2 separate regions of the Mus musculus genome follow, and region 1 is linked to region 2. Evidence: chromatin loops called from intact Hi-C (ENCODE). Cell type or tissue: heart. All regions are shown on one strand. Links, peaks and the distances in the headings refer to the core of each region. The heading gives the core; the rest is flanking DNA.

Region 1 (8,332 bases), core at 294-8,293, 54 kb before region 2:
TATTAAAACATCTTAAATGCCATATTCTGTAGATATCTGAAGGGTTTGAAGATCATCTATCTAAAGTATATCTGAATAGGCAAATGTTGCTTGTTTCTAGCTATTTACTATTTTACTTTGAAAACATCTGCAATAGGCTAAATAAAAGCTTATTTTTGTAATAAACTAAACCTGTACATAACATGACCACGAGTTTGACTGACTACTATCTTGCAATTCTTAATTATCCTAAACAGTTTGTAATAGTAGTGTTCAAAAGAACTAGAGCTTTACATTTTAGATAGTTACATAGGTACAATACCTTAAAACAAAAGGTGAAACATGTAATATGTTGTACCAAAACTAACCTTAAATTTCTATCATAGAGCCGGGCGTGGTGGCGCATGCCAGGACTACACAGAGAAACCCTGTCTCGAAAAACAAAAAAAAAAAAAAAAAAAAAAAAAAAAAAAAAATCTATCGTACAAAAATCCATACCAATGTAAACTATTTGAGTCTAGTAGTTGTTTTTTAGTCTAAAAGTAGACTGAATAGAACTGGAGAGATGGCTCAGTGATTAAGAGCACTGACTGCTCTTCCAGAGGTCCTGAGTTCAATTCCCAGCAACCACTTGGTGGCTCACAACCATCTGTAATGGGATCTGATGCACTCTTCTGGTGTGTCTGAATACAGCTACAGTGTACTCAATTACATAAGTAAATCTTTTTTTGTTTGTTTGATTTTCGAGACAGGGTTTCTCTGTATGGCCCTGGCTGTCCTGGAACTCACTTTGTAGACCAGGCTGGCCTCAAACTCAGAAATCCACCTGCCTCTGCCTCCCAAGTGCTGGGATTAAAGGCGTGTGCCACCACAGTCCGGCATAGTAAATCCTTTTTTAAAAGTAGATTGAATAATCTACCCTTTCATCGCACCATCCCCATACCCCCCACCACACACACACACTTTCCTTATCATCCTCTCTTCCCCAACACTGGATAGGAGAAAAAGAAGGATAGAGGAAAGGAAAAGAAAAAGTGATGCCTGAGACAGATCTCCTTTACTTTGTTTCCTCCCTAGCCAAGATCATTAACAACTTATGACCAACCTCCCCAAACGACATCAGCAACTCAACCAACAACCCATAACCACCCACCCCACCTCTTGGGAATGGGGACTTCATTCTCTTAAGCCTGCTTACTACTGTCAGTGGTATCTTTTGGGAATCCTATGAAAATTGGGATAATGCCCAATCCTGGGAAAGCAAGCTGTATCATTTGCTGTCCAGTCTCTTGTGATGAAGACTTTCAGGGAGGGCTTAACTGAAGTCCTGGCTGGACAGTGTGTGAGGCTGGACCATCTTAACTAGCCATTTTGAGGTTTTCCTGGCTGTAAATTTTTTTTTTTAAAGACTTATTTATTTATTATATGTAAGTACACTGTAGCTGTCTTCAGACACTCCAGAAGAGGGCGTCAGATCTTGTTACAGATGGTTGTGAGCCACCATGTGGTTGCTGGGATTTGAACTCCAGACCTTCGGAAGAGCAGTCGGGTGCTCTTACCCACTGAGCCATCTCACCAGCCCCTGGCTGTAAATTTTTGAGGAAACAGCATGTGAGGCTGGATCACCTGAGCTACTTGTCTTCATTGGTGTCTCGTCCTTTTGCTCTGAAAGCAGAAGCTTTTAGATAATATACATCTCTGCATTAACACATGTATGGAATGTTCTTTGTGCACAAGTCAGCTAAAGATGGTTCAGATGAAAGGCATCAGACTTTGTAAGTCTGTACAGCCACACTTTAATATAAATCTCCATCTATGCCATATGGAGGGATGGCATGCAAGTCCTGATGACTGTCACCAAGAAAGTTTATTGGCCTTGTATAGACCTGCACGTCTCAGCAGTCTCAGGGCTGTCCCCGTGCAGAGGGAGCAGCATCCCCATCCATCCCTTGTTCATTCTTTTGGGTTTCTTCCTGTTTGCAGTCAAGATTTTCAGGAGGTCTCTTCCCACCCCAGTCTAATCTGATCTTTATTCATTTTGAAGGAGTCCACAGCTTTTCATTTTCTGTTGAAACAAAGGCATAAGCTCTCCCATAATGCAACACATTTCCTGACTTCCCAGTCTGAGGTTATAACATATATAGGCTGATTTAACGCAACAGTTCTTTCTAAAATCCAGAGTTTTTTTCAATAGCTGTGCTACCTGACTCATTGTCATTTAAAATTTTTGAAGTCAATAAAGTATTATTTAATCTGTCTCTGGTAGATCTCATATTCTGCTCTTGTTCTATGAGCATCTTCACGCTGTAGTTAGAACTTTTTTACAGTTGTCTCACCAGTAGGATTATAATATATATCTGTAATATGTTCTAAGCCACTGTCTTAGTCAGGGTTTCTTTTTTTTTTTTTTTTTTGGTTTTTCGAGACAGGGTTTCTCTGTATAGCCCTGGCTGTCCTGGACCAGCCTGTAGACCAGGCTGGCCTCGAACTCAGAAATCCGCCTGCCTCTGCCTCTCAAGTGCTGGGATTAAAGGCGTGTGCCACCATGCCTGGCTTCTTTTTCTTTTTTTCTTTTTCGAGGCAGGGTTTCTCTGTATAGCCCTGGATGTCCTGGAACTCACTTTGTGGACCAGGCTGGCCTCGAACTCAGAAATGAGCCTGCCTCTGCCTCCTGAGCGCTGGGATTAAAGCGTGTGCCACCACGCCCGGCTTTAGTCAGGGTTTGTATTCCTGGACAAAACATCATGACCAAGAAGCAAGTTGGGGAGGAAAGGGTTTATTCAGCTTACACTTTCATACTGCTGTTCATCACCAAGGAAGTCAGGACTGGAACTCAAGCAGGTCAGGAAGCAGGAGCTGATGCAGAGGCCACGGAGGGATGTTACTTACTGGCTTGCTTTGTTCAGCTTGCTTTCTTGTAGCACCTAAGACTTCCAGCCAAGGGATGGCACCACCCACAAGGGCCCCCCTTGATCACTAATTGAGAAAATGCCCCACAGCTGGATCTCATGGAGATCCCCCCCCCAACTGAAGCTCCTTTCTCTGTGATAGCCCCAGCTATGTCAAGTAGACACACAAAACCAGCCAGTACAACCACTATGTCTAAAAAAGTTGTTGTACTCTAATGGATACACATGCCAGGGCATCATCAGCTTCAATCTGCAAAGGAATCTACAAGATAGCTACCAACTCTAATAAATGTGCAATCTTAGAATCATCCTTTTTAGAGCTTTAGGTAAAAGCCTCTTGAAATCCTGAATAGGAATCAATTGTATGATGTAGTAACACATATACATACTTTAAGACTACAAACTGTACAAAATGAAATATATAAGCTATTGGATGACATTGCTCTAAGCTGGAATCATTAAACATAATCTATACTCTTACTTCAGAATATTGCATCTCTATGGGTTGCCATTCTGCATTCTTGTCACAAGGTGGCACCATAGGCTTTAGATTGGATTTATCAGCTGCTTTACTCTGATTTAAAGAAGCCTATAATTTCTGTTCCATGGCCTTTAATCTAGTAATCTATTCCTCAGTTCTTCCCTTATCTAAGTCTGCCTTATTCTTATTTTCTGAGAGGTTATAAAGAACTGTGATCAGCCGGGAGTGGTGGTGCACACTTTTAATCCCAGCACTCGGGAGGCAGAGGCAGGCGGATTTCTGAGTTCGAGGCCAGCCTGGTCTACAGAGTTAGTTCCAGGACAGCCAGGGCTACACAGAGAAACCCTGTCTCCAGAAAAACCAAATAAATACATACATACATACATACATACATACATACTAATAATAAAAAGAACTGTGATCATTACAGAATACAATTATTTGTATGCTTATAATCAAAACAAAATTATATGGGGTTCAGGTGCCCTCTCTCATTGTGTTTTCAATTTTTTAAAATTTTATTTATTTATTTTTGGTTTTTCGAGCCTGATCTACAGAGTGAGTTCCAGGACAGCCTCTGTCTACCAAGTGCTGGGATTAAAGGCGTGCACCATCATTGCCTGGCTAAGTTTTATTTTATATATGTGAGTATACTGTTGGTGTCTTCAGACACATCAAAAGAGGGTATCGGATTCCATTATATATAGTGGTTCACAACATGGGTGCTGGGAATTGAACTCAGAACCTCTCTCCAGCCCGTGTTTTCCATTTTGTTTTTGTTTTGTTTTGTTTGTTTGTCTCGAGACAGGGTTTCTCTGTATATCCCTGGCTGTCCTGGAACTCACTTTGTAGACCAGGCTGGCCTCGAACTCAGAAATTCGCCTGCCTCTGCCTCCCAAGTGCTGGGATCAAAGGCACGCGCCACCATGCCCGGGTACAAAACATCTTTATTTACTTGTTTCTCTTTCTCTTCCTTCGTAGACTTTGCTTTTTATATTCAAACTCAGCAATTCTATGACTGTATATTCAGTTTCTCTGGCATCCATGCATCTTTCAAAAGATGTCTATTGCTCTCTGACCTTCCTTTGGAGACTTTACTTTTTATTTTTAAACTACTTTTTATTTTTAAACTACATCGAATTTCTTCTTTCTTCAGCACCTAAGCACATTTTCAAGTATACTGTACCTGTTCAAAGGCATTCTTGGTCTGGACCTGACTTTCTGCATACCTGCAGCCATTCTCTGATCACGTGAGCCAAGCCTTAAGGGTCTAGCCCTACGGCCTCCACTACTGACGCGGAAGGGGCAGTCATTCACAGAGAGCATTCTTTTTTTTTTTTTTTTTTTATTTATTGTTATTTCTATGATTACACGTAGCTGACTTCAGAAACACACCAGAAGAGTGCATCAGATCCCATTACAGATGGTTGTGAGCCACCATGTGGTTGCTGAGACTTGAACTCAAGGCCTCTGGAAGAGCAGTTGGTGCTCTTAACCACTGAGCCATCTCTCCAGCCCCACAGGGAGCATTCTTAAGCCAGCCAGAGACACTGTGGCTCTGCCCTTTGTCCGGGAAGTGCTTGTTCCAGGGACACTGTCTCCTGCTCTGCAGTTTTTGCAACCTAACCCTGCTTTGGCTGCCCACTTGCTGCACAGCGGGGCATCTTAAAGGAGCCACACTGTGAGCACTGGCCTGCGAGACTGGGTCGCTAGGAAGCCACATCTGTTCTCCCGCCTTCCCAGGCGCTTTCACTTCTTTAACGCCTGGCTTGCCCAATGCCTAAGTTTGGATTTCTACCGCCGGAAAAAGTTCCGTCTGGAACTTTTCTCGGGCTCTAGCCTTGGATATACGTGCCCACACGTTGGACACCATTTATAACGTTTTTCTCTGAGGCGCCTATTAACCCATTTTTACTAATCTATGTTCGGCCACAGTAGGTCTTTCCTTTGTGTTCAGTCTCCACACCTGTTCTTTCCCCATGCCTGGTGGGTGAATTCTCTACACATCTGAGTCCTTCCCAGAGTCCTTCCCAGAGTTCCTTCCTCCATGTAAGTCTCTTCTACCCCCTCCTGTCTCCCTATTGGCTGTTCTGCTTTCTATTAATCCAATCAGAAAATGCCTTAAAAAAGCAAGGAAGGATAGAAATGTCTTACAAAAGTTTTCTCCCAACAGAAATTACTTAGTATATTCAAAATATTCAGGGTTGGAGAGGAGGCTAAGTGGTTTCACCTCACTGACTGCTCTTGCAGAGGACCTAGCTTCCATTCCCAGCACACACACAGCAGCTCAGAACTCTTGTAGTTCCAGGTACAGGGGACTTAATGGCCTCCTCCGGCCTCCTCATGCTATAGACACAGGATTCACAGGCAAACATATGTGCAGTATCTCTAATGTTGGCATGCTTTGATGTTGTAGGTCCTAAAGGCCGTGGCTCAGTAACAGGACATGCTACTTTCTAGGGATCCCAACTTTATAGTGAATCCCATCTATGTGACAGCTAAGGGCTTGATCATGTTAATGCCAAGGGGCATTGGTACAATTGACTTGAGCCAGGGCCCAAATGCTATCAAGAGTCATGTGTTATAGCAAAAAGAACACAACAAAAGGAATGGCATCTATTACCTGTTTTGCTCATTGTTTTTGTTTGTTGTTGTTTGTTTGTTTGAATGCAGTCTTGCTTTAGCCAGGGCTGGAGTTCAAGGGCTAAGCAGTGAGACCCGGGTTCAAAAAATGAATGGTGTGGGCTAGAGAGACGGCTCAGTGATTAAGAGCACTGACTATTCTTTTTTTTTTTTTTTTTTTTTTTTTTTTTTTTTTTTTGGTTTTCCGAGACAGGGTTTCTCTGTGTAGCCCTGGCTGTCCTAGAACTCACTTTGTAGACCAGGCTGGCCTCGAACTCAGAAATCCGCCTCTGGGATTAAAGGCGTGTGCCACCAGGCCCTGCTTGAGCACTGACTATTCTTGAGTTTTATTCCTAGCAACCACATGGTGGCTCACAACCATCTGTAATGTGGCTGAAGACAGCTATGGTGTACTCATATACATAAAATGAATACATAAATCATAAAAGCCCAAGAATGGCGTTTATAAGCCGTGTGGCAGTGAGGAGAGCCAGAACAGCTGCCTTAAGAAAGAAATCATAATTAGTTGTAAGAGAGCCTGAGTATTGTATTATCTTTTACATGTTCTTTTTTTGTTCAACATATTTCCTCAGCTGAATCTCTCTGAACAGTGAGCTTATGGGGGATGTTCCTCATTCAAACTACCACAGCCCTCCTTTCTCAGAGCCTCTCTCTCCCCTCCCATGGGCCCCCTTCCAGTTTTATAATCTCTCCCAACTCCTGCCTCCATATAAATACGTATGCCTTCAGATTAAAAGCTGGGATCCCACATATACAGAGAGAATATGCTGTATATGTCTTCCTCTGTGTGGGTCACTTCAATAACTTCTGGTTTCATGCATATTCCCGTAAACTTCATTTTTTTAAATGTGTGTGTGTATGTATAGTGTGAGTGAGTGTCGTGTGTGTGTATGTGTGTATGTGTGTGTAGATGCCTACATTGTCAGAAAAGGGTGTTTGGTCTCCTGGAGCTGAGGTTACAGGCAATTGTGATCTGCCTGACAGAGATGCTAGGAGCTGAACTCAGTTCCTCTGAAAGAGCAGTGCATTTTCCAAGCCACTGAGCCACTGCTCCAGCTCAAATTTAATTTTTCTTCATGATTGTATAAGATTCCATCGTACAGGTGTACCACATTTTCACATCCATGTATCTATTCATGGACACCTAGGTTGATTCCTCCTTGCTTAAAGAGTAGAGTGGCAATAAACATGAATATACAAGGATCTGTGTTGCCGAACAGTGGTGGTACACGCCTTTACTCCCAGCACTTGGGAGGCAGAGACAGGCAGATTTCAGAGTTTGAGGCCAGCCTGGTCTACAGAGTGAGTTACAGGACAGACAGGGCTACACAGAGAAACCCTGTCTTGTAAAACCAAAAAAACCCAAACAAAACAAAAACCAAAAACCAAAAACCAAAAAAAAAAAAAAAAACCAAAAAACAAAACAAAACCAACAAATATCTGTGTTAGCTAGATTCCTTAGAGCATATGCCAAACACTGACCAAACAGGGTCATGTTTACACTGCATGTTCTACACTGCAGTTTTCTATTTTTAGAATATCTGTGTGTCTGTCTGTCTGTCTATATGGCCAGGGTTTAACTGCATGGGCCTGGGTACCTTGGATTTTCTATGCCGACCAGGCTGGTCTCAAACTCAGAGATCTGCCTCTGACTGCCTCCCATATTCTGGGAATAAAAGTATGGGCCACCATAACTAGATATATTCTTTCAACTTTTGCTTCGTTTTGTGTCTGTGTGTGTGACGTGCGTGCCATGACATGCATATGGAACCAAAGGACAAGTTTGAAGTCAGCTCTCCTGTCATGTGTGTCCTGGGGCTCAAATTCATGTTATTTGGCAGCAGGCACCCAATTAACCACCCAAACACCCCAGTCGTATTTTCAGCAGTATGTTTAGAGATAAAACTTCCACATATTCACATATGTAGCCTAGGTTTTCCGTTAACTCCTGGCAACCTTGCTCCATCAACCTCCTGAATACTAAGATTACATGCGTGAGCTGCCATATCCAGCCAAACCAAAGGTCTCTCACGTATTAGAAATAATCTAAAATTAGCTTATAACCGTGCGCCAGTTTGTGTCTAAGCACATTGTAAATGGATGGTATGATGTAAGCTGTACCTCAATGAGGGCGGGGATGCAGCTCAGTGCTACTGAGCCAGGCCCAAGGCTCTGGGTTCAGTCCCCAGTACAGTCTGTAAGCCTCCCATGAACATAATGTTTGTTGGGCAGTGAATGTACTTGAGACAGTTGAGTGCTTGCCCAGCACACCAGAGACCTTGGATGAGACCCCTGTCCTGTATAAACTGGGCATAGTGAT
Region 2 (8,332 bases), core at 36-8,035:
TTTTTTTTTTCTCCCCTCCCCTTTTTTAAAACAAACAAACAAACAAACAGTTTTCAGAAGTTCTTAAGGCAAGAGTGAATTTCTGTGGATTTTACTGGTCCCAGCTTTAGGTTCTTTACGACACTAACAGGACTGCATAGAGGCTTTTTCAGCATTACTGTATTGTCTCCGGCCACACTGGCAAGATCATCATTAGAAATGGAAATGACATTTGAAAGCCATTAGACTTCTAGGTGATGCATCTAAGAAAGATTAATCACACAATAGAGGCATATGCGCTGTCATTTTTCCTTTTTTTAATTGTTAAATTGAATTTTATACCAATGTTTAAACTTAAATTGGGTGTTAGCTTGAGGTGTTTTGGGGGAGTTTGTTGTAATGGTTTTGCTGTAAACTGTGTTTGGAACTCTGCTGAAGTGTTGCTGAAAAGCATGGTGCTGGTAACAGTTCAACAATCCGTGGCTGCTCATTCTTGCCGACTCCTCCCCCTCTGAAGCAGGTTAGCATTGAAGGTGGTATGGAAGCCTGCATGCGTGTTCAACTCTGTTCCTCCTCCCTCCTCCTCGGCCTCCCTCCTCCCCTCCTTCGCTCGCTCAACCTCTTTTGTTCAGTACGTGTAACTTGAAGCTAATTTGTACTACTGGATATCTGACTGGAGCCGCAGGTACAGATCTGTATTGTTCTTACTGAAACACAGCATGGAATTAACATTAAACTTAAATAAAACAAACCTAAATTAAAAATGCCAAATATATCATGCCTCCATCCTTTATACTTCTAAAATAAAATCTCTAGTCCAGACATATTTGACAGTATTGTTTGTCTGAATGTGAAATATCCCCCATTTTATCCCATAAATCATTTGTTTTCCAATGATGTGTATTTGGGGGGAAGGGAGGATTGCTTGTAATCTGGTGTTGAACAACTAAGTCAGTAATTGTCCTGTCTTTCAAACCAGTTAGCAACACAATATTTATGTTTAAATTTATCATTAAAGTACAACAGTCATTTAACACAGGTGTAACTATGGATCATTTTCTAATGTGTAATTTTGACTTCTGCAATTAGATAAGGCTCAGTGTGTCGAAATAATCCTTGATTATTAGAAGTAGAATTACACTTCTCACTGTATAAGTCAGCGGCAAGAACAGTATTGGTTGAATCCCTTGTCAATATCCCCCGTTAACAGAAACAGCTACACCATGTGCCTAATTTCTTCAGAAGCAGGTCATGTGGTAGTGTGAGTGGGTACTTCTGTCTCCTTGAGCAGGTAAACGCCCGAGTTCCTCAGAACAACTCATAAGGCACATCCAGTCTTGCTGCTAATGAAGGTGCTGCAGTAAATAAGATACTGGTGGGTGCTGAGGTGTTTGTGGGTAGAATAGCATGGTGTATTTGTAAATATCCCGAGTCAGAAAACATTCCTTTTGCAATGCTGGGGTTGGAGATGTCTATTAGAAAGCAGTTAGCAGTTGACTTTTTCTAAAAGTACCACACTGCTGTAATCTGGGGTAGGCCATGATTGTTATGCAAGGTCCAGTCACACAGGCTAGCTAACTGAGGCGCTATCCTGCCTCAGCTTTCCAAGCTGCTAGGATCAGAGGCATGCACATGGCCAGACTCTAGTTTTATCTCTAGCACAGGCTACCATGTGAAATAATGCTTTTTGTGAATTCCTTTCTCATCAGATTGATAGAAGACAGTTGCCTTCAGTGTCATAAAGGGGTTTCCGATGATTGAGTGCTTTATATCTAACATAAAGTTTCCAGATAGTTAAGGCCAATATCAGACTCATAAGACATTGACCATTTGGAAAGCCACTCGGGAAACGCAGTTATTCATAGTGTTACTGTACCAAACACTAGCTGATTGGTGGACTTGATCCAGGTAGTGGACGTAGGGCTGGAAGGGATAATGGTCCAGTGAGTAAGAGCACACTACAGTGGACTTGTTCCCAGAACTCAGTTGAGACGTTCCCCATTGCCTGTAACTCCAGTTCTAGCAGAGTTGACACCTGGCCTCCACAAGTACCAGCAAACACGAGTATATATTCAGGCAAAAAAATTTTTTTTAAATAGTGAAGCTAAAAAAACCCAAAACAAGAAATTCTGACATGCAGGTGAGTTCAAGGTCAGCCAGGTCAGCATATGAGTTCCAGGACAGACAGGGCTACACATACAAACCCTGTCTTAAAAAAGCAAAAACAATGAATTAGAAATATTTAAAAACAAAAAAACCCTTTGGCCATCCAGCCTTAGAGCCTGATGCTGAGTTCATCCTTACTGTGAAGTAATACCTAATTCTGATTTGTTGTGAGGTTGGGTCTCATATTACTCAGGCTGGCCTGGGAATTCAGCCCAGGAGGGCTTTCAAGTTCCTCCATCTCCCGGGTGCTGGGAGGACAGGTGTGTCCTTGAGGACAAAACCTGGAGCCTATTTACTGAGAAGTGTTGTACCAACTGAGCTTTTACTCTAAGCCTGGCCATACAGGTGTCACTGTCACAAAGTTGGCTTCTCCAGAATGGACTTCTGTGTAGCCAGCAAACCTAAGTAATAAACAATGACTCTTGTTTTTGTTTTCCGGAGACAGGGTTTTTCTTCTTAGCCCTGGCTGATCTGAGGCCAGTTGGCTGGCCTCAGCCTCGGAGGTCTGCCTGCCTCTGTCTTCCAAGTGCAGAGTATTAAGTGTTTTTCCTGCGTGTTACTATGTCTGTGCAACAGGTATGTAAGCAAGTGTTCCTCCCTGAAGAATCTGATCCCTTCGGACTGAAGTTACAGGCAGTTGTGAGCTGCCATGTAGTTAAACAGAAGTCAGGTCTTGTGTAAGAACAATAGTTCTCTAAACTGCAACACATCTCCACCCAGTGCTTCATGAGCATATCCAAGTAAATTTGATACTGAAAAAACAAAACAACAACAAAAAAAACCCAACCTGTCTAGAGCTTCAGGAAGTACGGATCAAGAGTCGAAGGCCCGCCTGTAACCATGAGGTCATGGAGAAATCTGCTAAAGTCAAGAGGGGGCTTTTCAGAGTTTTAGAGCTGCTAAAAGCAGGAAAGGCTGTGAAGGTGATTAGCCCTTGCAAGGACAGTTGGTACTCCATTGCAAGGAGTCCCTGTCCCCTGAAGTGTGGGCTGATTTAGTAGCATCCCCAGAACATTTGGGTTCAGTAAAAAATAAATTTACATTTGAAATATTTTATGTGCCCTGGTGTTTTGTCAGTACTCGGCTTTCATTCCTTGCCCATCCCACTTAGCCACACTGGGCTCCTTGAGGTTCTTGACCATACCAAGCCTGCCCCTGTTCCAAGAGGCCACATCTGTTCCCTCCACCTAGAACATAACCTCAAGTATTCCATCCCAGTGCCCTCTCTGGCCTCCTCTAACTCATGTCTGTCCGTGGAGAAATCTGCCCCAGGTCAGCACTAATCCTGTACAAGCATTTTAACTCATTATTTTAACATTTTATTGTGTGTATAAGTGAGGGACAGGGAGGGAAATAGAGGGAGGTTGAGATACTGAGCGTGCAAGCTGGTTCAATTGTGTGGAGGTCAGAGGATAACTTTACACCTTAAAGCTTGATACAGGGACGATCTTATTTTTGGGTGTTTATTCTAGGTTAGTTGGCAGGAAGGCTCTGGGCAACTCCCCAATCCCCACTTCCCATATGGTCCCTGGGATTGCTGGGATTATTAATGTCACATCACATCCTGATTTGGGTGTGTGTGGGTGTGTGTTTGAAATGGTTTGCGTAGCCTTGGCTGTTCAACTTGTAGACCAGGCTGGTTTCAAACTCAGATCTGCCTGTCTCTTGAGTGCTGGAACTTATGGCCTTGGCCTCCACCACCTGCATATCCTGAATTTTTTGTTTGTTGGCTGTCCTGGAACTGGGTATGTAGACCAGGCTGGCCTCGGTCTGCCTCTGTCTCCCAAGTGCTGGGATTATAAAGGTGTGGGCCACACCAGAAAGTCTTGCCTTTTTGTCTTCCAGGGATCACGCTTAATCCTGAGGCTTGTGTGGCAGGTGCATCTGATCAGCCTCACATATTCAAACTTCTGAGCCTGTTTTTCCATAAGTAACCTAGGAGCCTGTTTCAAATGGAGAGTTGTAAATGAGAGGCAGGAGGATCATCACAAGTTGGATGCTAGACTGGTTTACAAATGCATTTCAAAAAACAAAAGTAAACGCCACATATAAGCCCCAGTTGTCTTTCGCTTGTTCCCCCCAGATCTTCCAAGGAGTTTCCCAAGCTAGTGCGACCTCAGTACGACGTTCTCATTTACTTTGATTATATATCGTTATAAATATTAACAAATAAGACTTAAAAAGGACACCTTTGGGAAGGTCAGACAAGATTACAAAAATTGTTTCGTGGCGCTGCAGTTTGAGGATGTATTCTGCAGTCGTCACGTGGCAGCAAAACTGTAAGCAGTGCACGAGTCCGTGTCGAGGACAGCCAGAGTCCATGCATCGGGAGATTCACTTGGCTGGAGAAGGACGGAGGGCAGGACGCTTGGCCCGAGCTCGGCGGGCGGGCGGGCGGGCGGGCGGGCCACGGAGGTGCAGTTCCTCATTTTTGCCACTAGAGGTCAGGAGGTCACTGACTCTGGGTTGGAAGACGGGACTGTTCAGGGATTGGCTAACGGTGGTGGAGGGCGGGGCAGAGACCAGGACGCGAGGTGGATGATGGGCATCAAGAGAGGCCCTGGTTACTGACAGTACTTTGGAATGACCTTTGTTTTTGGTATCAAATTTCCTCTTTGCAACGCTGATGAGCCAGAAGGAAGATACTCGTTTGGAATGAAAGACTGAACTGATTCTGAAACTTCTCAAAGGACCTTTTCCCTTTAGTAGAGATGTAATGTACTGGGGATTTAGAAACGTTCCAGGATCCGGGAAAGTTCCATCACTTTTTAGTGGCCATCACTTTTTAGGTGGCTAGAAGCCCTGCTTCCCACCCTGCCTGTCCCTGGGATTGGCAAGGATCATCATTGAGTCCCAAACCCACTTACTGCCTGGTGCAACAGGGATCCAGGTTTCTTGTCCACCTGAGCCACCTGTTCTTTTGATGAGCTTCAGTCACCTCAGGTATAATAAACATTTAGGTATAATAAACATTTCTGTATCGTCGGGGGGTTTCTAAACTCCTCTCTGAACAAAGCACCCCAAAAGGCAAAATCTGAGTTACTCAGAGCTCAACCAGGTGCACTTAAATATCTGCTCCTGTTTCTAGCTGTATGGGGAAAACATCAGGCCGGTCCCCCAAGTTCCTTGACCTCAGGCTGGGGGTGGGACAGCTGAGTTCCAGGGCTTGGCTGTAGCCTTTGGCAAATCCTAAATGGCACAAATGATTTCAAAGCCAGCTAGAGGGTGAGGTGGCTGACAATAACAAGACTTCTCTGTAAGAGACCTCACTAAGCCCCATTAACTCCGGAGAGAGGGACCTGAGAGTCCTTGTCCTCAGATAGTCAAAAGGCTTGGAGTTTTTGCTTCAGCCCTTCACACCGTGGTGGCCCTGGAAGTTTATCAACAACTCTGGAGCCATCTCATTTATAAAATGGGTTGACCATGCCTCCCACCACACAGGATGGTGAAGATTCAATAAGAAGGCGTTTGCCAATTCAGTAACAGGCGACACCTTTTAAAGAGGGAAACCCAGTCTCTTACAAGCAACAGGTGGCTTGGTGCTGTGGAGAGCTAGAGACCTATTTTCCCTGCCAACTAGGGAAGGCTGGTGAGCACTGTGGATTGGAATCATGTTCTGGGACCCCGAGTTCTTATTTCAGCTGTAGGAGGGTTCTAGGCTTAGGGCAGGACCCCAGTGTCTTATCACTCAGTGATGGATTGAGGAAAATGGGGCTCTGAGATGATGGTGGAACTCCTTGGTTCCCTGTTCCCCCTGTGCTCCTGAATCCCAGTTGGCAGGAGGCAGTTGGGAGCTTCAAGACTGACCAGTGTCCTACCCTTTCCTAGAAACTGAGGCCAGAGTTCTCAGCTCCTGAGGGCAGAACCCCCATCCCTCCACCTTCCCCCAAACAAGGCTTTCTATTTTCCACTGCTGGTCCTGACTGTCTTGATAGGGCCAGGATGCCATAGGTAGCCGTGAAGGACCTAACACCAGCTTGAGCTGAGGGGATGAAGAAGGGAGGGACAGGTGGGCAGGAGGGATGCTTGCTTCTTTCCACATTAGTAGGATCCCTTTCTCATTCCCCTGAAGCTGACTGGGAATTTACGCTGAGAACAGGAGCAGTGTGCATTGAGACCCCTTGGGAGCAAGATCAAATGGGAGAGCTTGGGTTTGAACATTGTTTCCCAAGTGCTTGTACACATCCCTAAGCCTAGCTCCTGCCTAAAAGCCCAATGCTGCCCTAGCGCAACCCTAGGCCCCCATGGCTCCCTGTCCCCTGGTACCCTCTTTCAGGCCTCCTCTTTTCTGTATTTGGTTTTCTCCTAGCTTTCAAGCCACAGCTGGGTTTTCAAGACTGTGCTGAGCCCTGACTCTCATGGGATGCCTTCCTTGCCCTCCACCCTTCAGCAGTCAGCAGTACCCACAGCCCCTGCAGACAACTGGCTGGTTCTGGTATGCTGCACCCCTTTGTAGCAATATGTGCACCCAGATGCCCTGCTAGAGTGGGAATCCCCGTCCCAGAGGCTCACGGAGTCTATCTGCCCATCAATGCACAAGCAAGTTGGAAGCTCTGGCTGGCTACATTGTCTGTCCTGGAGTCCTGGGCTCTGCCTGCCCATTGTCCTCCCTGTAGTCTCCAGGCAGCCAGAGTACCCCCATTTCTGGGCTTGCAGCAGGGCTCCACCCCTCACCTCCAATAGGTCCTCACTGTAGATAGCCCTTCCTCTGGATGGAGCTGAGGCTGAGGATTCCCCCAGCTCTGGCCAGCTTGGATGCCCAGGGAGCTGGAACAGGTATCATGTTGTGTTTTCCTGTCCCTCTGAGGGAGGCTGGGTGCTCTTGGCCTCCTAGCAGGGGCTGCACTGTCTATGTCCGAGCAGACAACTTGGATCTTGCCCTTGGCGGCAGCTGAGAAAGCCCAGGGTTGGACCTGTGTGGGCCGGGTGGCAAGGGTGGGTGGCAGCAGATGGGACAGTCAGTCGCTGAGTACAGCCCCTGGGAGCTCATTGGTGAGCGTGTGCCAACGCTCAATCCTCTTGTCCTTGTTCTTCAAGCAGTCAAACCAGTGCTTCAGGCGCTCGCCCTTGGCGTTGATGCCCAGAACCACACCACCTGCGGAAGAGATCAGAGGGGCAGCTAGGGATTTCAGTGCCCCCAGCGTCCAGACCCATTTGTGTGTGGACAGCCCCTAGCTTCCAGCCACACCCTTCCCACTTGACCCAGTGTTTGATGTCATGTTTCTCCTCTACCAGGGACCAGAACAGTGTGGGGCAGGGTTCAATGGTACATAGTAGGGAGTGAAAAGGGGGAGGAAGGGCTACAGTGGCCCATTGTGTACCAATGTCATGCCCACAGAAACTTGTGGTCCCATGGGCTCTGAGTGCTGACCCACTCGGGAGTTGACCATCATTCTATGTCACCACAGATGCTGTGAGGTCTCCCCTCCCTGGGCCTCTCTTCTGTCACATGATTATAGTTTGGAGAGTGCCTGAGATCCCATTCACTAGGGGTAAAGTGGTTCTTGGACAGGCACACAGCTAAGTGGCCTTCCCTTCATGTACCTTACCGATGAAATCATTGGATTTTCCAATGTCATAATCCCAGACAGTGACCTCCAGAGTCTTTTTGGCCAGGTCTCCATGCTTGATCTCGTAACAGAATTCCTGCTGGCCAGAAGAGGGTGTTAAAGCCAAGGCCACTTGGCTGAGAGGTCTGTCATGTGCTCAAGCCTCAAGGTGGTCAATGTGGGGGTCACTCTAACCAAGCTGCCCACTTCTTCCCAAAGGGAGGCTGAGCAGGCCCCTGCCTCCACCCTCGTGCCCTTCTGTCTCCCTCAAGCTGCTCCCAGATGCTGCAGAGACCCTGGCTGCGATGAACTGTCTTAGTGAAGAGTCTTTGCCATCCTCTGGGGCTGGCCTTGCTTCCCAAGCACCTGCTGTCACCTCTGCCTGTGAATCCATGGCCGTGAATCAGGCCCCAGGCGTTCTGCTCTTCTTCCAACTTATTCAGTGGAAGACCCCCCAGGTCTGTGACCCACCCTCTGCTCTGAGGACCTGGGCACCCACTGTCCTGTTCTGCCAGTGGCCCTAGCGGGTATGCCTTCACTTCAGGACTTCTCATCTACAAGTTCATGTTTGAGACCTGTGCAATTGAGTTACAAACAGAAATTGCAAAATTGTCCCGTAGTAAGCTTATGGTATTGGG

Evidence for each region. Peaks named below come from ENCODE experiments on the same cell type or tissue, not always from the same donor. Only the 100,000 strongest peaks of a DNase experiment are listed, where the experiment ranks them.
Region 1: a loop joins it to region 2, with 2.4 times the contacts of the local background. A loop is called at or near these places in 8 of 42 quality-filtered maps.

What each region holds. Positions count from the first base shown.
Region 1 is chr11:75,710,731-75,719,062 of GRCm38, forward strand. No RefSeq gene overlaps it. Among named protein-coding and RNA genes, the nearest start is that of Ywhae, 18 kb to the right of the region's middle. In heart, for the core only: a CTCF peak has its summit at 3,405 (motif pointing right); no DNase peak of the experiment used is centred there; H3K4me3 peaks cover 429 bases.
Region 2 is chr11:75,764,829-75,773,160 of GRCm38, forward strand. It overlaps Ywhae (tyrosine 3-monooxygenase/tryptophan 5-monooxygenase activation protein, epsilon polypeptide), which reads left to right. Exons shown (of 6, transcript NM_009536.4): 6 at 1-1,013. It overlaps Doc2b (double C2, beta), which reads right to left. Exons shown (of 9, transcript NM_007873.3): 8 at 7,695-7,791; 9 at 3,442-7,240. The coding sequence ends at 7,104. Among named protein-coding and RNA genes, the nearest start is that of Gm12339, 27 kb to the right of the region's middle. In heart, for the core only: no CTCF peak of the experiment used is centred there; a DNase peak (open chromatin) is centred at 4,633; H3K4me3 peaks cover 612 bases; H3K27ac peaks cover 254 bases; H3K27me3 peaks cover 1,814 bases.